2 separate regions of the Homo sapiens genome follow, and region 1 is linked to region 2. Evidence: read pairs that join two places in POLR2A ChIA-PET (ENCODE). Cell type or tissue: Panc1. All regions are shown on one strand. Each heading gives the region's core, and the rest is flanking DNA. Links, peaks and the distances in the headings are about the cores only. Region 1 overlaps AKAP13 (A-kinase anchoring protein 13). Region 2 overlaps AKAP13 (A-kinase anchoring protein 13).

Evidence for each region. ChIA-PET counts read pairs that join two places held together with the same protein. Peaks named below come from ENCODE experiments on the same cell type or tissue, not always from the same donor. Only the 100,000 strongest peaks of a DNase experiment are listed, where the experiment ranks them.
Region 1: POLR2A ChIA-PET joins it to region 2 with 12 read pairs; 3 of 35 experiments call an interaction of 5 or more read pairs at or near these places.

The regions. Positions count from the first base shown.
Region 1 is chr15:85,517,928-85,529,616 of GRCh38, reverse strand. It overlaps AKAP13 (A-kinase anchoring protein 13), which reads right to left. Exons shown (of 37, transcript NM_007200.5): 3 at 8,042-8,189. Among named protein-coding and RNA genes, the nearest start is that of AKAP13, 140 kb to the right of the region's middle. In Panc1, for the core only: no CTCF peak of the experiment used is centred there; no DNase peak of the experiment used is centred there.
Region 2 is chr15:85,395,934-85,407,622 of GRCh38, reverse strand. All of the region lies in intron 1 of AKAP13 (A-kinase anchoring protein 13), which reads right to left. Among named protein-coding and RNA genes, the nearest start is that of AKAP13, 21 kb to the right of the region's middle. RefSeq lists an enhancer at 6,173-6,272. In Panc1, for the core only: no CTCF peak of the experiment used is centred there; no DNase peak of the experiment used is centred there; H3K4me3 peaks cover 921 bases; H3K27ac peaks cover 3,528 bases.

The DNA of each region.
Region 1 (11,689 bases), core at 4,875-8,874, 120 kb before region 2:
CCTGGGGGGTAAATCAGCATTTTTTAAAAAGTTACATAATACAGACTCAATAATTTTACACCGCGTATGCCTACACCAAACCTCTTACTATCATAAATTAGCGCTAGAGACATGACTATTTGCAACAGGGTCATTAGTCATATGACTACCTTTGTACATAAAGACTGCAGGGTTATTTTATTTATTTATTTATTTTGAGACGGAGTCTCGCTCTGTCTCCCAGGCTGGAGTGCAGTGGCACGATCTCGGCTCACTGCAAGCTCTGCGTCCCGGGTTCACACCATTCTTCTGCCTCAGCCTCCTGAGTAGCTGGGACTACAGGCACCCGCCACCATGCCCCGCTAATTTTTTTGTATTCTTGTAGAGATGGGGTTTCATTGCATTAGCCAGGATGGTCTCGACCTCCTGACCTCGTAATCCGCCCGCCTAGGCCTCCCAAAATGCTGGGATTACACCTTACACCGTGCCTGGCCAACTGCAGGGTTATTAACAATGTCTACAATTACACTGCAAAGACATGGGGATGAGAAACTGTATCCAATTTGATATAATAACCACAATCTAACTTTCTGCATAAAAACAGAAGCTGCAGTAGGAAGAACAATAGCAGGATTTTCAGTTAGTTCCATGGTGTTTTTCCTTTGATTAAATTTCCTGGTAACAAGAAAGGAAAATAAAAATCCCAATCTTTTTTTAAAAAGGGAAGTTCTGAAAATTTTACTGAACTTATGAAGGCAGCTACTCTAGAGGATTTAGAGAGGGGAAGGAGAGAGAGAAACTATTGGAAGAAACACAGCCCAAACTTTAATTCCGTATTTTAAATTAGGAATTAATTTCTGAACTTCTCACACTATCAAGTCCACTTACAAGACAAATATAAATTATGGGGTGGGAGAAGTCTGCTCCCAGCTGAGTAAACTGTAGGGATCCTCATCAAGTATGCTGGCAATTAGCTGTCAAGTAGAAAATATTAGGTTTGAACTCCAGCTCCACTGCAACAGATTTGGTTATCCTGAGAAAGTCATTCAACCTTGAAGCCTGTTTTCCTTGTACACAAAATGAGAACACCATCAACCTTACGGATTGTTAAAAACATTAGAGCTGTGCACAAAGTATCTGGCATAAAATGGGCAACTAAAACTGGTAGTTTTTATTATTAGCTATTAAAATGCTTCTGTTTAGGAAACTCAAGGAAAACAGATCCCTAATACTCTACAAAGAGCTTCTCCAGCATGGCCCAACAAAGCTTGCCATTGGCACTATAGAACTAAAAAAATTAAGTGAGGAGGGAAAGAATAAACAAAAACACAAGGAGCACCTAGGTGAGAAACAAAAACTTAACTACTGATGACCCTCTTAAAATCACCTAATCTGCACCTTTTTTATGCTGGCAGGTCAGGAGGTGTGTGTGTGCGAGGTTGGGAGAGCTCTCCTGCAGGCTCCTTCTCACTATATGGAGCACCGCACCCATGGAAACGAAATATTGCTACTGATAAACAAAACTGCTGAAGCACAGCCCAAGAATTACTTCATTTCCTATTAAGCTAAAAGTGGAATGCATCCCATCTGGGCCCTCTCTTTTGAGGATGAAACAATAGGAACTTTGTTTCATCAGCTATCCAAAAAGAAACCCTAAAAGTGTTTGCTGGGCCAGCCAAGCCCAGTCCCACACAGATGTCACCTTCTAAGAGAAAAAATGATGGAAAATATAAAAATAATATCTTTATTACTTCAGTTTCGCATCAAAGTCTCTAAAAATCTGGTGTCTTTTTCTTCCTTATGAAGTGTCTATGATAGGGTTAAAGGAAACAAATTTTCAGTCTTCAGATTCAGACTCTAATAGGAAATAGGATTATGTGCAGAAGTATACACCCACTGCTGGGTTTTGGGGACCTAATAGTAGTGTGCAAATTTGGTATATGTGTAAAATGTCTCTATGTGTACAGGAGTATTTAATCAGAAGAGAACAAAGAGTAGGCACAGGAATTTCACCATGAGCATTTTAGAGGAGGAAGGAGAGATTTAATGCTAAAAATGTGCTCCGCTATATTCCAGCCCACACCTCTAAGGCAGTGTTTCTCAGCCTTTTCTTCCATTATCATATCCCAAAGAGCCTTTTCAGACATTATTCTCTACTCACTCCTCACTTCATGAAACTTTAATACCACAGATATACCACAAATTTGTGTAACTGTGTTTTATATATCACTGTAAGTTTTTTTTGGTCCCAAAAGGCAATTTTCACCCCCTTGGGAGGATATCACTCCCTTAATATTGTATGCCCTAGGATTCCAGTGCTGTGTTCATGGTTCCAAAGTTATGAAATATATAATTTCCTCCTAACATTACAACAGGGCCGGGTGCGGTGGCTCACGCTTGTAATCCCAGCACTGTGGGAGGCCAAGGCGGGCGGATCACGAGGTCAGGAGATCAAGACCATCCTGGCTAACACGGTGAAACCCCGTCTCTACTAAAAAACACAAAAACTTAGCCGGGCGTGGTGGCGGGCGCCTGTAGTCCCAGCTACTCGGGAACTCGGGAGGCTGAGGCAGGAGAATGGCCTGAACCCAGGAGGCGGAGCTTGCAGTGAGCAGAGATCGCGCCACTGCACTCCAGCCTGGGCGACAGAGCGAGACACCCTCTCAAAAAAAAAAAAAAAAAATTACAACTAAGGACAGTAGACAACAGATTTTTTTCCTCTTCAACTAGTTCTCACTCTGTTTTTCCAGTATAACCACTATATGTACTAACTAGCATTAGGACAGTAATTTAAGTTTTCTAGAATATAAAATCTCATCTGTCTAGAGATAGCTTGAGAGTATTTCAGAATAGGGAGACTGTTAGAAAAAGTCCAATAAAAATAACTGATTACCTTGACAGGCGTTGCCAGGGGCAGGGCCAGGCTGGGGGATGGGGGGTGTCAGAATTCTCTAATGAAGCCCATTAAATTAAAAGTCTACAACTTCTTTTCAAATATGCTATTCCATTTGGTAATACTGGACACCTGCTGCTAGAAAGTAATTCTTGGTTGACGAGAAATGAAAGAGGCCAGGTATGGTGGGTCACGCCTGTAATCCCAACACTTTGCTAGGTGGAGGCAGAAGGATCACTTAGACCAGAAGTTTGAGACCAGCTTGGGCAACACAGGGAGACACCATCTACACACACACACACGTGCCAGCCACTTATGATGGACACACACACGTGCCACTTACGATGGTGAGTGCTACTTGGGAGGCTGAGGTATAAGAATAACTTCAGCCTGGGAAGTCAAGCCTGCAATGATCTGTGATTGTGCCACTGCACTTCAGCCTGGACAAAAGAGTGAGACTCTGTCTCAAAACAAAACAAAAAAAAAGAGAGAAAGAAAAAGAAAGACATAACATATTATAACTCAGACCATTTGTTGCAATCTGGGCTGCAATTTTTTTCTTTAAACCCAAAAGAACTTCTGATCAGGTAAATGTATTATTCTTTTTTAATGACAAATCTACTTTATAAAGTACCCTCCCTTATCAGTGAAAAAGAAAAGGAAAATATAACAGAGCTGAGTCAAATTTGGAGTCAATAAAGGTTTGTAGTTCTTCAAACAAGAACTCTTGCTGTGAATTCTAAAAATAAATAACAGACATGCTGAAAATAGATTTCATTTTATGAAAGATTCTGCACCAAAGCCTTTTACAAAAATAGTATACAAAACCCACTAAACATCCTGTTCCATCTTCCACTATGAAATCACTGCTTGGTCTAAATTCACAGTTTCATTAATAAAAATGAACACAATAAAACAGTACTCTATGCCCCCATCCCACCCCAACAATTATCTTCAAAGGATGTCCAGATTTTGTACACTATTTGCCAATCCTACATAGGTCTTAAAAAAACAAATCTCAGCTTTAGAGGAAAATCACTAGTTAATTAAAATGTCATTTAGGGTTGTATTTGTTTTCTATGAAGGGACAATAATGGAATATTTTACTTTCATTTATTACTAAGGCAAGATCTTTCATTACTAGAAGTATACTTCCATCTCAAGCTATGTTTCAAGGCAAATTATATTCTTGAACTAGCCACTTTCATAGGTGTTTTAAATGTAATATTTTATTATAACGCTTTGGTTAGCCTCCAGTGTTAATCAGCACAAAGATGGATTTATTTTCAAAAGACAGGACATTCTTTTCAGCCTTCAGAATGTTTTCATCAAAAATTACTATGTATCATAAAAATAACATGCTCACTGTAAACATTTAAACAATTCAGGCTGGGCACGGTGGCTCACAACTGTAATCCCAGCACTTTGGGAGGCCAAGGCAGGTGGATCACGAGGTCAGGAGATCGAGACCATCCTGGCTAACACGGTGAAACCCTGTCTCTACTAAAAATACAAAAAAATTAGCCAGGTGTGGTGGTGGGCACCTGTAGTCCCAGCTACTCGGAGGCTGAGGCAGGAGGATGGCGTGAACCCAAGAGGCGGAGCTTGCAGTGAGCCGAGATCGCGCCACTGCACTCCAGCCTGGACCACAGAGCGAGACTCCATCTCAAAAAAAAAAAAAAAAAATTTAAAGATAGATAAAATAGAAAGTCAAAGTCTCCACGTACCTGCCCTCTAAGATGTTACTACTTACGCTTAAAATACTTTATTTTTAAAAAGGAGGGGAAATCACATCATAACTACTTTAAAAGGCCTTTACAACTTCTTTGTAATTACACACAGACACACACACACACACACACACACACAGGGGAATGGGGAAAGAGGGGGCAGGAGGGAGGGACAGACAGACAGACACACACACACTTCATTGTAGGACTTATTACAAAACACGCAAAAAAAAGAGAGAAAACTGAGATGGGTGGGGAGATGGGCCTGCAATTTCAATATCCGAAGTCAAAACAATTTATTAGGAGATAATTTAGAATGTCTGTGTGTCAACTCTATTTAGGGAAATATTGATTTGATAAAAGGTTACAGACTAACATCAAAAAGTGCTGCCTTTTGAAGGTTAATCAATCCTTTGGTTTTAGGAAAAACTAAAATGTTACAAAACACACAGTGAAACATACAGAGAACTCAAAGAAAAATCAGAGCCAGCAATCTGGATGAAACATGAAAAATAAAAAAATAATAATAAAAGCAAGAAGAGGCTGGGCACGGTGGCTCACGTCTGTAATCCCAGCACTTTGGGAGGCCGAGGTGGGCAGATCACGAGGTCAGGAGTTCAAGACCAGCCTGGCCAACATGGTGAAACCCCATCTCTACTAAAAATACAAAATTTAGCCAAGTGTGGTGGTACGCCTGTAATCCCAGCTGCTCAGGAGGCTGAGGCAGGAGAACTGCTTGAACCCAGGAGATGGAGGTTGCAGTGAGCCAAGATCGTGCCATTGCATTCCAGCCTGGGCAACAGAGCAAGACTCCTTCTTGGGGTGGGGGGTGGGGGACAAGAACAAGACACAAAGCTCTTTTTCTTCTCTTAGCCAAAATGACTAGAAATTGCAGAGCTAGTCCCACACGTAAGCACAAAGAGTGCAGAGACATCCCTGCAGGCAGTAGCTGCTGCAACAAACAGACCATGCACATTTATCCAGGAACTGGGATGCACAGTGCACTGCATGGACTTTCCACGAAGACTGGACTTTCCATGCAGATTCTTGACTAATCTAACACTGCCCTCAGCAAACAGGAAATCTGAGGCTATCAATGCAGCTAACTGGTACACAAAAATCATCGTATTCCTTCTCCAAGCTAAAAATGCAACTCAAGAAGCCAGAGACTCTTTTGAATTTATTAAAAAACAAAAAAAGGGGGGCGGGGAGGGGGGTTACGTGTGAGTGCGAGTGTGGGTGTATTCACATACATACACATCTTTCTAGAAGAGCAGCTTCTGGGAAGCTGGATGTGTGAAATGTTGTTCTATCAAGTGACAGTTTCCTAGAACAGCCTTCTTAGCAGATACCAGTGAAGAAACCAAACAAAGATCCTTGTCCTCATAAAGCTGACACTTTAGTTGGGGCAGATAGAAAATAAATAAGATAAATAAGTAAAATATATGTGAGAAGTTGAAAAGTGCAATGGAGAAACATAAAGCAGGAAAGGGGGATAGGGAATGTGGAGAGGAGGCAGCTGTGTATTTTTATGAGCTGGACCGAAAGGCCTCACTGAGGAGGTGATACTGAGTAAGGGCCTGAAGGAAGGGAACACACAAGTCTAAGTCCACAAAGGCAGATTTAAAGAAGTTTAGGTCCAGGCTAAAGAATTTACCCCATGTTATAAACAAGAAATGCAAAACAAGTTAACCCCCAAAATGCCTCTATCTCTACCCCTCCACAATAAATTACCAAACTAAGCCAAATGACAGTAGCTGAAAAAGACAAGTAATCAGAAAAATCTCATATGTGATAAGCAGAGCAATAGGGTCCGGTCAGGAATCTCCTTTGCTTAGTTAACAGAGTTTCTACTATACCAACTAAGGATCTCACTGGTACCCTTGCACACATATCAAAGGCTCACACGTTAAAGTGTTGCCTTACTCTGCATTTGGCCTTCCAGAAGTAAAAAAAGGTCTTTCAAGGACTCTAATCCTTCTGTTACCTCTGCTGTGATGAGGCACCTCATATCAGCTGCCTGACTAAATTCAGGTGGGAAGCAGAACATTCAGGCCAATGGGATGGGGGCGACGGGGGGAGGGGGTGTGGGTGGGGGTGGGGGGGGTGGCTGGTATCTGACCTCATAAGCATGATGGAAAAATACTGAAATGTGGCTAAGAGGAGAGATGATTAGCAGAAAACAGAAGAAAAGCCAGGTACTAGGTAGGACTACAGGGCCAAAGCAAAGGGGTCAGGAATGATTTCTGAGGATTCGGACCAAATTAGAGGAAAGGAGCAGAGTCTAATACCCATTCTGCTTGGCTTGGGTAGGCAGGGCAAGGGTACTTACATAGACATATATAAAGTGGTACTAGAATCAAAGTCAAGGGAAGAAATGTGAACTAGAGCTCAGAAAGGGAGGCTGAGGACAATGTACAAGGATCTGGTACAAACTTAGAGCTCCAGGCTGTCATACAAGTTCAGTGACTCTGAGAAAGTAATTGCCTGCTGCCCATCCTAATTTAAGGACCTTACCAGTAAAGGCATAAGGGCTTCCAGGTACATCCCTCTCCACCAATAGAACAGACTTTGTTGGGATTTGTGACTGAGGATCACAGTTAGGACACAGGCCATGCTTTTTGTATTTGCCTTTTCCCTTATATCTGCTTGCAGTCTCCTTGTATCTACTTATATGCCCTTTCTAGATATATATGCACACACAGGTATATAAACACACAGCCCTCGAACTTTAACCCTAAAGTGTTCCTATTATAGGAAGTATTATGTTTATAAAAATTACCTCAATTCCTTTCCTAATGAGAACTGAGTCACGGACTGATCGATTATACCTAGGTTAAGAAGCTGTTTCTCCCCATCACCAACACATAATAAATGTTCAGCAATGGTGATACTGGATGGTACCTGCTAGAGAGCAGACCTCAAGTTCCAGAAAAGCCTTTCTGATATGATATACATCACAGGAAACAAGATGACTGGAGCTGTGGGTTACAAGGAAGGATATCTAATACTCTTCAGAAAAGAAATCGGTATCTATGCTGACTACCTTCTTTTATTCCCTGTCCATAAAAATTTGGCAATAATATACCTAGAGACTCTCTAGAATCTTTAAATCCTTGAATTTTCAACATCATTTTTGCCAAGTAGGAGGATAAATACAGCTTTCAACTGTCATAATCCCAGTTCTTAAATAAGTTATAATTTACAGAATTTGGTAGGTGGCCGACATAACAGTAATATACATAAAATGGCACAGCAATAAAAAACTGGCAATCTGTTCCAATACCAGCAGGACCAGATATTCAAACTGCTTTATAAACTAATAAATTTTTTTATACTGTCTACACTTCACTCTTCCTGTCACTCTATACTCATAAACATCGAATAAAAGGGTTTAAGAACTAGGAAAAGCTAGTAAGGATCCCATTCAAATACTTACCAGGAGCAATGGTCTCCAATGTATCAGAACTGACCTTCCGAGTACTTGTACAGTGACGGAGGGTGGAACCCAAAAATACCAAGTAAAACACTACATCATCTTCAGCTTTGTCCTCTTCAGCAAGCAGCACTGTAACAACACAATCACCCTAGGAAAGGAAACAATATAGCAAGTTTACATTAGTAAGGTTCCTCTTCGCAGCCTATCTTTATCAAACATCATATTTAAGGGAAAATCAAATTTATCATCTAAACCATGCCCCCATTCTGGTAAGCTGAAACAAGTATAAAGATTGAGCACTTATACACCAGGCAATCATCTAGGCATTCACAATACAGAATGAACCTGAAAATAAGATCGCTCTCTCTTCTTTAAACTTACATTTTAGTGGAGGTCATTAGACAAGTAAGTTAATCAACAAGATGAAGGAAAACTTTACTTGATGAATGGGTTAAAAAGGGGAGGGGCAGGGGGAGACATAGAAGAAAATCCAAAAATAAGGCAGAGAGGATGGAGGGGGTATAATAAATGATCACATCCTTATACTCAGAATGCTCCTTAACTCCTGTGTTCCAGTTGACAATAATTCTCTAAATTCTATATCCCATAAATCATTACCAAGTCCATACATTCTCCAGCAACAGGCTTGCCTGGAAAGGGTAGAGTGCAAAGAAGACGAGCTTGGGCTCCAGCTTAAGTGCACAGCAGGCTACAACATCCAAGTTTGTGTTAAGTATATGCTATGATGTTTGCACAACAAACAAAATCACCTAATACCACATTTCTCAGAACGTATCCCCATAGTTTAAACAACACATGACTGTATAGGAAAGCTCCTGGAACATGTTCAACTCTCGGTCTATAATATTTTTAACCTATTTCAATAGGAGGCTGCTTTTCTAATAATTTGTATTTCCTGACCATCTGACATTCCTACTCTTCTTTATCCACCCCTACATTAATCCCATAAAATCAGACAAAAATCTTGAGCCAATAACTTTGTCTATGACTTTGCAACTACTAGAAGGTAAGACATCTTTGTCTTTCAGTTGCTTTTTTTTTTTTTTTTTTTTTTTTGAGACGGAGTTTCCCTCTTGTTGCCCAGGCTGGAGTGCAGTGGCGTGATCTCAGCTCACTGCAACCTCCAACTCCTAGGTTCAAGCGATCCTCATGTCTCAGCCTCCTGAGTAGCTGGGATTACAGGCACCCACCACCACGCCCAGCTAAATTTTTTTGTATTTTTAGTAGAGACAAGGTTTCGCCGTGTTGGCCAGGTTGGTCTCGAATCCTGACCTCAGATGATCCACCCGTCTCAGCCTCCCAAAGTGCTAGGATTACAGGAGTAAGCCACCGTACCCAGCCGCAAATACTCTTTAGTAGTTTTTATATATTGATTTTTTTTTTAAATCAAGGCCAGTGGCTAAATATATTCTATGAAATACAGTCCTAATTATTAGCATTCTCCCAATTACGAACTATATAATTCCTGTTGTAACCATAACAAAAGATTACAAAGCATCAAGGTTTAAAGCACTGAGATTTAATACTATATAAATCTTAATAATGCACTATAGAAAAATCAATCTAGAGAAGGCTGGGCCATTTTAGCATCATAATTAGGGGAGTAAATTCTCATTATGTACAGAATATTTTTCCTTTCGATTTTAGCAACAATTAAAGCCAACAAGAGAAACATACCACCCTGTGGTCACAATTTACTAAGCCCAGCAGCATAACTGAGCAGAAGGTAGTTTTTTACTAAACACTAAAAAGCAAAAATCATCAAGTCAAACCTAGGAACCAGGTCTATTAACAAACAATGCTCCAGTGGGTCCATGACTACTACGACTACCACAGTGGAGCATTCAACAGTATCCTAATCCAAGGAATATCACGGCTGGTAAAACAGAATTATCACTGACTTCAGTTACTACTCAGAATTAGACTTCTGTCTTGTTTATAAGACTCTCTCTTGGAAACATTTTTGAAAAGCTTAGCCTGGTAAAATGTGTAATCTTCTTTGGCATGATGCAACCAGTTAAAAAGATGTTTTTGCAGCGTGTATGAGAAGAGTCCATTTCTCAAGGTACTGAAATATCCTCACAGCCTGAAAAAAGTACAAATAAAAAGTTCCATCCTTTGCAGCACAGGTTGACAAACTATGACTAGGTTGACAAACTATGACCCACAAGTCAATTCCAGCCTCCCACCATCCCCTGTTTTACATTTTGTGGGGGCGGGTGTGGGGGTTAGGGTTAGGGAAGAAAGAAGGCCTTTTAATCCTTTTAATGTGAAAATTACATGAAATTCAAATTTCACTGTCAATAAATAAAGGTTTAATTGAACCCAACCCATTCATTTACCCATCATCCATGGCTAGTTTTGCACTACAATGGGCCATAAAAGGTAATGATTACGTGAGAACTTAGCCCACAGCCTAAATTATTTACTATCTGGACTTTTACAGGAAAAAAAAAAAATTCACTTTGATTTCTAACCTGGTATTCTAAGAATATATCTTCCTTTTCCAGATCAAGAATTTTGTCCTCATATGAGACCCAACATCTTGCTGGGAGACTCTCTGTGCCCCAAGATACTAGTGAAGTCTGGGCCTTCCTTTGGGGACAGAGGAGGTGGCTAATTATAGGCAGATGAAATCCTTTTAGCAATGCTTTCAATATGAACCTCTTTTTACAAGTAAGTTTTAAATTGCTTTCATACCTTTAATTGGGTTTTTGTTGTTGTTTGAGACAGGTTCTCACTTAGTTTCCCAGGCTGGAGTGCAGTGGCACAATCAGGGCTCACCACAGCCTGCAGTTCCAGGACTCAAGTGATCCTCCCCCTGCTGCCTCCCAAGTAGCTGGGACAACAGGCATGCGCCACCACTTCTGGCTTTTTAAATTTTTGTAGAGATCAGGTATCCCTATGTTGCCCAGGATGGTCTCAAACTCCTGAACTCAAGCAATCCTCCAGCCTTGGCCTGCCAAAAATGTTGAGATTACAGGCATGAGCCACTGCACCTGGTCTGTAGTTTTTTTGTTGTTTTGTTTGTTTGTTTGTTTTTAATATTAAGTCACACTACCTTATGCCCAAAATATTCAAGAGAAGAGAACACAGAAGCTCCATTCATTTCAAAGCCTCTTGAAATTTAGATTCCGAAGGCACCTGGAATTAAAATTACCTGTTTTCCTTGAAGGAGTATTCTCTGCACACTGATAAAGTCACTGACAGCAAATAACAAACTGCATTTCAGCCACTAACTCCCATTTTACTCCAGTAGAACCAGGTACCTACTATTACTTGAGATGGCTTTTAAAGATTAAATGAGTAGAATGGTGATGAAAAAATAACAAGGAAAAACAGATCTAGGTAACAATTTTTGTCATGATGCTTTAATCCTACCATCCTTAAAGAATACCCTGGTATTAATAAATTATTCTGCTGTGCCTGGGAAAGACCAGCCTACAAGAATAAATAGACACATCAGTCTGGCTACACAGTGAACAAGTCTGCCATGTTTCTAAATAAAATAAAATAGATCAACTTATTAACAAGGGCAATATTCAAGACATTCTCAATTATCATTTTAGTTTGACCCAACCTCAGGAAGAGTACACACCTACATCACCACCCTCTTCCAATAATCTG
Region 2 (11,689 bases), core at 2,823-6,822:
ATCACAGCAGAACCATCATTCCATTCTTTCTCTCCTCAACCCAGGCCTGGCAAATTCCTACTCATGCTTTAAGACCCAGCACAGGCCGGGCACGATGGCTCATGCCTATAATCCCAGCACTTTGGGAGGCCAAGGCAGACAGATCACCTGAGGTCAGGAGTTGAAGAACAGCCTGGCCAACATGGTGAAACCCTGTCTCTACTAAAAATAAAAAAAATTTTAAAAAAATTAGCCAGGCATGGCAGCGCATGCCTGTAGTCTCAGCCACTCGGGAAGCTGAAACAGGAGAATCTCTTGAACCCAGGAGGCGGAGGTTGCAGTGAGCCCAGATCGCACCACTGCATTCCAGCCTGGGTGACAGAGCAAGACTCCGTCCCAAAAAAAAAAAAAAAGACCCAGCACACCCGTCCCATCCCTCATCCCTCATCTGTGTTCCTTAGAAGCCTGTATACCACAAAGTTGGTACTCTAACATTGTTACACAACAAATTTCCATATCTCTCACTATACCCCAATTATCTTTGCATTCCTAGTGGCTGGTGCACATTCCTTCTGCTTAAATATTTCTTCAATGAGCTTATACTACTTGTAACTAGCATAAAATATATTATTTCTGTTTTGTAAGTAGGACAAAAAATCCAGAGATCTTATCCTCCAGAGACATACTCTTTGTGGCCTAGGACTGTGCTTTACTCTCCCTTGGTTCTTTCAGGGCCTAGCCCATAATATGCTGTCTCATATTGTCTGCTGAAAGGAATTTCAAAATAGAACTACCCCTAGAAACCATCAAATTAGCTTTTATTATGCATTTTTCTCTCAAAGTGTCTATGTTCTCCTAACACAAAATGTTATGAAATCTAATTACATTTACAAAAATTAGCAAAGAAACAACACTGCAAACAACTTATTAGCCAATTCATGTCTCCTAAAACAGTAACACAAATAACATAAGTAGTTTATTTCTAAATAGGAATTCAGACTGGAAAGGTCAGTAACTGCTGTATATAGTACCTCTTCTTCTACCTTCCAATGTCCTATACCATAATTGATCTACACTTAAAGAAAAAAAATTCTCCCCAATTATAGGTACAACCACAGACAAAAAATAAATGCTTGCTGGACACATATGTGTCCAGCAACGAGCAATATGGTATATAAAATAGGTACTGTTTTTCCCATCTTACACACAGTGGAACTGCAGCTCCAAAAAAAAAACAAAAAAAAAAACTATTTTCTAGTCTAAGGTCACAAAAATTAGTTGAGAGAGAGCAAGACTTGAAACCACAATCATAAAACCATACAATGTCATGGGAATTTTAATCATGGTCCCTTCACTCTTCACTCAGGATGGTAAAGCACACTTACAGGCACAATGGAAATAACTGCACTACCGTGGGGTGTGCAGTCTTAATCAAAGATCCAGAGAAATAGTTTATTTATCCACTCTAGTTTTTGTATCTTAAGAGCATTTTGGTCTGGCTCAGTGGCTTACACCTATAATCCCAGCACTTTGGGACGCCAAGGCAGGAGGATCGCTTGAGGCCAGGAGTTTGAAACCAGCCTGGGCAACATAGTGAGACCCTGTCTCTACAAAATAAAAATTACAAAGTTAGTTGGGCATGGTGGCACATGCCTGTAGATGCAGCTACTCAAGAAGCTGAAGCAGCAGGTCTGCTTGAGCCCAGGAGTTCAAGGTTGTGGTGAGCTGTGATCACCAGTGTACTCTAACAGCCTTGGCGATGGGGCAAGACTCTGTCTCAAAAAAAAGAGGGTGGGGGGTGAGGGCAGGTATTCTACCAGTAGTATGACATGCAACAGAGAGTACTTTCTTCAAGAGACACATACAACACCTATCATTTGTCCTAAAGGCTACTCCGTTAGAGAAGTCTGGAACGGCTTGCAAACTGCAACAAAAAGAACACTGGCTTTGGAATGAAATTGACTTTGGCCGAAGTTCTGGATCCTGCCCTTACTAGCTCAATAAGTATCCTAGCTTCTTTGTATCTCATATTTCTGTAACTAAAACACAGAGATAAAATCTTCACAGGTTAGTGAATAAGGCAAATAAACAGCATCTAGCACATAGTAAGCACTCAATAAATAAATAAAGTTTCCTTCAACCTTTGCCAACCCTACCAGAATTTTGTCTCCAATTTTTGTATCCACACAAGATTAGAATTCAAATAACTTACCCGGTCCATAGTAAAATCAGTATGTGAATCATGGATTTTTGTCAAACTCATTTGTTTCGTGGATACAAACTTCACAACCAAAGTTAACAAAGTGAGCTAGAAGCCAAACTAAACTAGAATCTGGGTCTTTTAAACTACCCAGTTCAAAGCTCTTTAGTAAAAGGGGAAAGACTAACACCATACGAAGAGAAACCAGAGTATAAGTTCAGAACACAGATTCAAAGGCACAAATCTTTCAGGAAAACATCAGTAGAAACAACAAGACACCAAGACAAAACTAAGTCTGAATCGATTAAAACACATGACTCATCTATTCATAAGCTCTAGACTTAGAAGTCACATTAAGAAACTTCACAATGGATCTTTAAAACACAAAACAGACTTTAAACAATGGTAAGGAAAGCTCACCAGAATGTGCTAGGATACAGCATTCCAGATAGCTTATAAAAAAAGAAAAAAACACAACCACTGCTACATAAGGCCCTACTGAGTACTAAGAATGAACACACACAATGATAATAGCTAGAAGGAGGTAAGTGCAAGCAACGAAGGCAAAATAACTTTAAAGATAGTAACAATTTGTCAAACAAAGGCAAATTAATCATTGGCTTTTCAACACAGCCACAATCTAACAGCCATTCATTCAGTAAAGATTACTGAGCCCCTACCATAAGCTGGGAGCTAGGTACTAAAGATACAAAGGTGTGACACTAGCCCAGTAAAGGGAATGAGATATACAAGTACAACTTTACAACCAGGATAGGAAACAGTGTGCCAGAAATGCTTGAGAGGTCAGAAAGACAGCTTATAACCAACTGTGAGAATGAAGCAGGGTTTATGTAGGAAACATCCTTCAAGACTTAGCTTGAAAAGCTAAGGCAGAATTGGACATGAACAGATGGGAAGGAACATTTTGTGTGTCCCTAGGGTCTAGCCTCCACATTGGCACACAAAGTAATCAATATATGTTTCTCAAATGCATGAATGGGCAAAGGCACATGATGATAAATAAATACTTCACCACAGTGAGAGAACAGTTTTTAAAGCGTGTTGTTGCAGAACCAAACTGTGGCAGGCCTTACTCAGATTTTATTCGGTGGGCAATGAGGAACTACTATTTTTAAATGGGGCAGTGATACGACCAAAACTGAGCTAAAAGAAGAATAAACTGACAAAACATAAAACAGGTGACAGCTAAAAGAGAAAACCTGCCCTTAACTATGCTATTGACCTTATCTGCATCTGAGGTAATTATGCTTCAATCTTGGTCAGTCCCTCTCCTTAAAAATCTTTTACACTAATGATTTCTGATGATGTGTGTAGTAAAGTCAGGATAAGCTAGATTATACTATGGTAACAACAACCAGAAGGTATCAGAAGTTAACACAATGAAGTTTACTCCTCACTCACTCAAAGATCACTATGGCTCCAGGCAACTCTCTGGGGCAGCAATCCTTCAAGCCTCAGGGCAGTATTCCAACCTGATTTCATCATGTGGTACTGTCATAGCTACTTGTGCTTCCAGGTCCCAAAAGCAAGGAAAGAGAGAGAGCATTTCACGTCAGATTTTTTTTTTTTTTTTTTGAGAGGAGTTTTGCTCTTGTTGCCCAGGATGGCATGCGATGGTGTGGTCTAGGCTCACTGAGAATCGCTTGAACCACCTCCCGGGTTCAAGCGATTCTCCTGCCTCAGCCTTCCAAGTAGCTGGGATTACAGACATGCGCCACCACGCCCGGCTAATTTTTGTATTTTTAGTAAAGACAAGGTTTCACTATGTTGATCAGGCTGATCTCGAACTCCTGACCTCAGGTGATCCACCCACCTCAGCTTCCCAAAGGGCTGGGATTACAGGCATGAGCCACTGCGCCCGACCTCACATCAGCTTTTAAATGCTTCTAGCCAAAAGCGACACATTTCCATGGGACACAGCAAGTCACAAGACCATGCCATCTTGAAATAGGCTGGGAAATGTGATATTCCACATGCAAAAAGGAGAACTAGAAATTGTAGTGAGTGGCACTAATGCCCACCACGTTTTGATATTTTTACAGTGTCCAGCAATAAATTATGTTGTGAAGAAAAAAATGCCCAATTTCCTTGCATTAGGTACCACCATGGTAAATCCATTCTTAGGGCATCAAAGTTAGCACCACACTGATCATAAAACAATCTAATCTCTGTATGTTCACTGACTCTAAAGAATTTAGCATCACCTATTTTAGATTTTTTTCATATCTATTATTCTTTTAGGAATAATTTCCAACCATTAAAGAAAACATAGCTTATTTCATTCTGCTCTAATCTTACAAATTTCTCATTTTTTCCTTATTTATGAGGACCTAACAGATAAGGAATGGTATATACAATATAATCAAATCATTTCTGCCCTACTATTAAGAGTCCTTGGCATAACAAGCAGTTAAGAACAATGAACGTTGCTAATCACTTTTATTACCAGATTTCATTAATGAAAAACATGAGTAACAGCGGTGCTATTAAAAACGTCTCACAGCTACAAAACTCCTGTAACTTTAAGAAAGGCAGGTGAACATAATAAAGAATGCACACATTTTAGAAACACAATCCTAGTTTCAATCCCCAGCTCTTGCACTTCTGGCTGTGGGAGTTTAGCCAAGCTACACAATCTTAGTAAGCCTCAACTACCATTTACGGCAGAGCTAACTCCAGCTACTTCACAAGACCACCCCAGGGTTAAGTGAGACATACAGATAAAATGCTACAAAGTAAGTGCTCGAAAAAAAAAATGGCAGCTAGCATAAATAGGTTTTGATAAGCAAGGAGTATGATTCTTTGCATCTTTTTATCAGGATTTCCCAAGCTCCCGGAGAGCTAAAAAGTATTTTAATTTCTAATTGCTTAGTTGAGAACTATCTCATGGGCAGTTAACATCAGAGCACAGCCTAGCAGTCAGATACCACGATCCCCCATTGTATTATACAGTTCCTTCATGATTCAGCCAGTAAAATTTCCCTAACCATGAAAGACTTATACCAAGAACAAAGACATCCAGCCAACAGATGGAGATTCATAAACACCAAATCCTAGGCACCAGAAGGCACTTTCAACATATTTCAGTCCAGATGTTTCCAAACTGATTTTTTGGCCATGGAAGTGTCTTCGAAGGAAACATTACAGGAAACACAAAAATAAACTAGAGGAAAGTGGAACTACTCTGTGTAGCACCACTTGCTCTCTTTTTCATGCCCTCCCCAATCTCACTTGGGCCCTTGATGTAATTCCAAGGATCTCCAGGACTTGAGGATACTTTTTGGGGAAAACACAACAAAGAACCAAACAAAAACCTGATACAGTTTAACCGTTTCATTTTTGATGGGAGAATTGAGGTGGAGTGGGCTAAGCAACTTGCCCAAGGTTGTTGGCAGCAAACTAAACCAAATTTATTGAATCCTAATCCAGTGTCTGTTCACTAACAAGTTTTTCTCAGCTACAGAATGTTTTACATCAGAATTTATCCTTTACATTTCTACCAGTCAGTGAGTTTCCATCTTCCTATTTTTAATCTGGCATTCTTATTACTACTGTCTTGTTACTCATTCTCTTATTATTTTGTTCCCCATTATTATTGTCCTATGTCCCAGAAAAACTGCACAGAAACATTTAATTCCTACCACTGATTTACCAAGCTAATTGTTTATCCCAGATCCCTAAGACAGGAAAGAAAGTAGGGAGACCTAAGGAAGAATCCTCTGAAATGTGAGATACCAAGGTCCTATTTGTTGGTTGACCTGCTAATTGTTATTACTCTCTTTTTTACAACCTCAAAGGGACAGTTTAAGAGAATACTGAGACAAAAATGACTAGCTTCTTTGGTAAACAGTTTATAATAGCTCAAGTTACCAGGGGGAGGAAACAGTAAAAAAGCAGAATGGCACACTTCTGAGATTTAAGCCCAAATAATGCTGTTGTAACAGAGAAAACAAATCAAAGCTGGCCTTGCCCCAAAAGATTTCCAAAACAGAGGTCCTTTGGGAGGTCTATAAAAATTCTGATCAATTCAGGTTGGCAGAGGAGACGTCCTCAAAATTCTACATAGGGTTCCTTACCAAAACCAAGTAACATCTAGACTTCATAACGAAACTAACAGTTCAATAATCAGGTATACTACATAAAAAACTGGGTGGTTTCAAGACCACAGAAGCCCTCCCACATCTGAATTAACTATCTACATGTTCCAAGACTTTATTATAGAACCATCATAAATTAAATTTCTACATCTAGTGATATAATATGCCGGGCACAGTGGCTCGTGTCTATAATCCCAGCACTTTGAGAGGCCAAGGCAGGTGGATCACCTGAGGTCAGGAGTTTGAGATCAGCTTGACGAACATGGTAAAACCCAATCTCCAATAAAAATATGAAAATAAGCCAGGCATGGTGACACACACATGTGATCCCAGCTACTTGGGAGGTTGAGGCAGGAGAATCGCTTGAATCCGGGAGGCGGAGGTTGCAGTAAGCCAAGATTGTGCCACTGCACCCCAGCCTGAGCAACATACTCTGTTTAAAAAAAAAAAATATATATATATATATACATATATATATATATGGCTACTAAATTATGATTAATCAGCTATTTCTCTGTAACCAGAAATAGGCTGAATATCAACAAGATACTCCTAAGAATGGTCAACAAAACAGAGACAAGCTGGTGTATCAACAGTGCCAAGAGATCACCTTACACAGCTACCTGACTTACAACTTCCTATACAACTAGTTCTTCCTACTTATAATACAGAAAACCTTCACAAATATTATGATTGAAAATCATTATTATAGCTGAGACCAGTTGACTAATCTTTGGCTCAGAGAAAAAGGTTTGCCTACATTAAAGTCAAGAACACAGTTTCAATGTTTAATTTGCTTGTTTTCTTGATTATCTAAACCATGATGTCAATATGTAACTGTGATTTGAGGAACATATGTGGATTATACGTATTTGTACTTTCAGAACTAAATTTTGTTTTTTAATTTTTTTTTTAGAGACAGGATCTTGCTTTGTCACCCAGGCTGGAGTAAAGGCAGTGTGATCATAGCTCACTGTAACCTCTAACTCATGGACTCAAGTGATCCTTCCGCCTCAGCCTCTCAGGTAGCTACAACTATAGGCATGCATCACCACCCAGCTAATTTTTTAATTTTTATTTTGTAGAGACAGGCTCTCACTATGTTGCCCAGGCTGGTCCTGAACTCCTGGCCTCCTGACTTCAAGCTATCCTCCCACCTCAACCTCTCAAAATGCTGAGATTATAAGTGTGAGCCACTGAGCCTGGCCCAGAACTAAAAGCTTTAACAGTCAGGCGCAGTGGCTCATGCCTGTAATCCCAGCACTTTGGGAAGCCCAGGTGGGAGGATCACTTGAGGCCAAGAGTTTGAGGAGACCAGCCTGGTCAACACAGCGAGACACCATCTCTAGAAAAAATAATAATGAAATAAATAAATAAATAAGTTATATTAATTCTAACATGCATTTAGATAAGCAACAGAATGGCCACAGATCATCTTTCACAGGGCTCTTTGTGTAGAAGAGGACCTTACTCCTCAGCATCTCTAAATCTTATCTCAAATACTTCCCTGTTTTATTGCTGGAGTTAATCTGAACCGACAACTAAGAACAAGCCAAAGGAACATGATATCAGTGACTTTATTTGAAAGTTTCCTCCATCTGTCTTTTAATATTGAGAACTCAGATTAACGTTTAGCACCTAAGAGGACAGTAACGATGCTTCGTGAGTTTCTTCATATCCTTTTAGAAATACAGAGTTCTTTCATTTTTTCTTTGGTTGCCAGTAATCCAGTAATTCTATGAGTAATTATCTTATGGCATCTAAAACTTTATTTATTTATTTATTTATTTTTTTATTTTTTTATTTTTTTTTTTTTTTTTTTTGAGACGGAGTCTCGCTCTGTCGCCCAGGCCGGACTGCGGACTGCAGTGGCGCAATCTCGGCTCACTGCAAGCTCCGCTTCCCGGGTTCACGCCATTCTCCTGCCTCAGCCTCCCGAGTAGCTGGGACTACAGGCGCCCGCCACCGCGCCCGGCTAATTTTTTGTATTTTTAGTAGAGACGGGGTTTCACCTTGTTAGCCAGGATGGTCTCGATCTCCTGACCTCATGATCCACCCGCCTCGGCCTCCCAAAGTGCTGGGATTACAGGCGTGAGCCACCGCGCCCGGCCTGCATCTAAAACTTTAAAAACGTGTTTTCTAAAAGTTATGGGGAAATAGTAAATAGGAACTGTCATATTCTGCCAGTAGAAGTATAAATGACAAAAGCTTTCTGTAGACAACTTGACAATATCTATGAACAGCTGCTGAAATGTACACCATTTGCCCTAACAATTCCATTTCTCTAACAAAGTAAACAAGGACACACAGATGTATGTATAAGGCTGTCCTTCAAAGCAATGTTTATAATAGCATAGAGGAAAGAGGCAGGAGGAAGGGTGATGGGGAAAAAAGATACACAACCTATTCAAATAATAGGAAATGAACTGAAGATAAACTTAAGTTCATACAAGGAAATACTATATAGCCATTAAAATAACTATGTCAGTTACTTGAAATCATATAAAGGTGGCTGGCGGAAACACGTGGATCACTTGAGGTCAGGAGTTCAAGACCAGCCTGGCCAACATGGTGAAACCCCATCTCTACTAAAAATCCAAAAATTAGCCGGGCGTGGTGGCATGTGCCTGTAATCCCAGCTACTCGGGAGGCTGAGGCAGGAGAGTTGCTTGAACCTGGGAGGCAGAGGTTGCACTGAGTAGAGATTGCGCCACTGCACTCTGGCCTGGGCGACAGAGTGAGACTCTGTCTCAACAACAACAAAAAAGAAATCATATAAAGGTACATTGATGAAATGTTTTATAACCTGTTTATGCTCAAGAGTACATAAAATACGCCACATATGGCTAGTCCACATATGGGCTGTATATATGTACATACACACACTCTCTCTCTACAAGTTTTCAAGTTTGGAAAGAAAAATTATACCCAACAATTTTCTCTAGGTAGTGTCATTTATGTGTACTTTTGGGGGACTATAGTTCCTAAATTTCTAGAGGAACTGTACATTACTGTTGTAATAAAAATAAGACTTATTAAAAATGTCTTTCATAAATCATGAAAACGATCTGATGACTCCTAGAATAAGAGATTAACCATAAAAATAAATCTACTGGCAAAGTCAAAGTTACATAAAGTTCTGCCAAAATAATAGCTCACAATGATGTCCCTTTCACATCATTACTCGTTTCAACTCTCGCCAGAATGAGGAATGCTGAGCAGAGTATAAGTTCTAGAGTAAGATCCATGTTCAAGTATGAACTCAGCCACATACTAACTGTGTGACCCTGAGCAAGTCCAGCCTCTCTGGGCCTCTGTCTCCTCATCCATAAAATATGGATACTTCCACATTTTGTGAGGATTAGAATTATGAGGATTAAAATGAGACAAGGGTTTGTAGAGTACTTACTACTACACTTGGCAAATGGAAAGTAATAATAAATGATGGCAATTATCACTATTATTGTTACTGCCTATCAATCAAGAAACAAAATCATGAGTGCTTTAAGGGCAGTGACTACATCTTATTTTGTTTATTCCTCAATCCCTGGTGCCCAGTAGTGTGCCTGACATACAACAGGCCTTAAATAAAATGCTGAATGAAGTATATATAAAATTAGCTATTAATTTCTCTGAGCTTCAATTTCCTTTTCTGGTAAAATCATAAAAATACCTTCCTTGCAGAGATAAGACCTGACCTATATAAGACACTTAGATGAATAGCTACCAATAGATCAATAATGGTTCCCAATAAGTGACAGCTATTATATTAGTGAACTTGTCCCCGCAGATTTCAACATGCATCAAGGCTGAGGGGAGAGAATAAATATAATTTTTCTTCTGAATTAGTATTTGAGTCCCGAGGTATCTCACAGATGAACCATTACCTTTATTTGAGCTCGGGAAAGAAAACTCTCCATTTATGGGCACATATCCCAGTGAGCTAACTAATAAAGTGATCATCTTTAGACTGCCACAAGCACTTTTGGCAAAGCAGCCAAAATAATTCTTTACCACAGAGGGGGTGAAAGAGGAGTATTTCAAAGAATCTATGCACTTAGGACATAATATTTACAAAAAGTGCTATGAAAAACAATGTATCAGTTGTTTTTGGGCCTTCAAATGAAAGCTTTTAAGATATCAACACTGTTTTTAAATACATTGCCAAATAAATTATTAAGGAAATACAAGATTTATGGAGGTATTCAATTACCTTAAAAAGTATTTTCTTTCACAAAAGTCAAAATACTTGGGAATGCATTATTTAAAAAATAATCCTCGGGGGGCGGGGGGGAATCACCAAATTCAATGGGGGGAACAAAAGACTACTGACGTGAAAACAAAAATAATTATGTATAAATCATAGCATTCCTGTGCTGGTACTTAAGAGAAACAGTTATCTTAAAAAAAAAAAAAAAAAAAAAGTCTAACATACGAGAGGACTCAAAAAAACTGCACAGATCAGTAATTTGTGCAGCTTTAATTTTCCATGTCTAATTTGACAGAAACCTCAAATTTCATATAAAAGTGCTTAATAAAAGGTTTGCAGTCCTATTTCTGCAATTACTCTGCTGAAAGGAAAACAGGCTACTCAGCACTCATTTGCTTTGAGTTAAAGTTGTCTGTTTCATATCCTGGAAACCTATCGTGCCTTGTTTTACAGAGGCATTTCATGGTTTACAGTATTATACATTGGAGTAAAAATACCATTTAAAAATCACTAAAAAGAATAGTTCGTAGTGACTTTCAGGACAACTAGGACAAACATATTATAGTAAAGCATGGGTGAATTTTATGGTATATGAATTATATCAAAACAAAGCTTTTTTTAAAATAATGCATGTAGAGAATAGCAAAATCTTGCTAGAATCTGGGTAATGAGTATATGAGTCAATTCTACCGTTCTACTGTGAACATGTTTTACAATCATAATTTTGTTTTTTAATTAAGCCAGCCATCACGCACCACATTCTTAGGTCAACCATCCATATGCCAATGATGAAGTTGCTGAAGAGGTTAAAACGGAAAGTGACAGAGCCCTACGTGGACCAAGCACAACCATCAGGCAAGAGCTGTATAGATTTTACCACCAAACTTGGTCAATACCAAACTTCCATTTAACATGATGTCTTCTCTTTCCCCAAAAGGAATGCTTTAAACTGACCAAAATCAAACTAAAACTGATGCTAGAAAAGAAAAAATAAACATCTGTTCATTTATTCGCAACAGGATAGATTTTATTAAGTTTAATATATACATGTATGTTATGTGTGCATATGTATGTGTGTGTGTGTGTGTGTGTGTATGTATGTATAGTCAAAAATTCATTCATCCTTCCATCAACCCATATATTTCTTGAGAAGCAACTATTATGTGCCATTGTTGCTGGGGA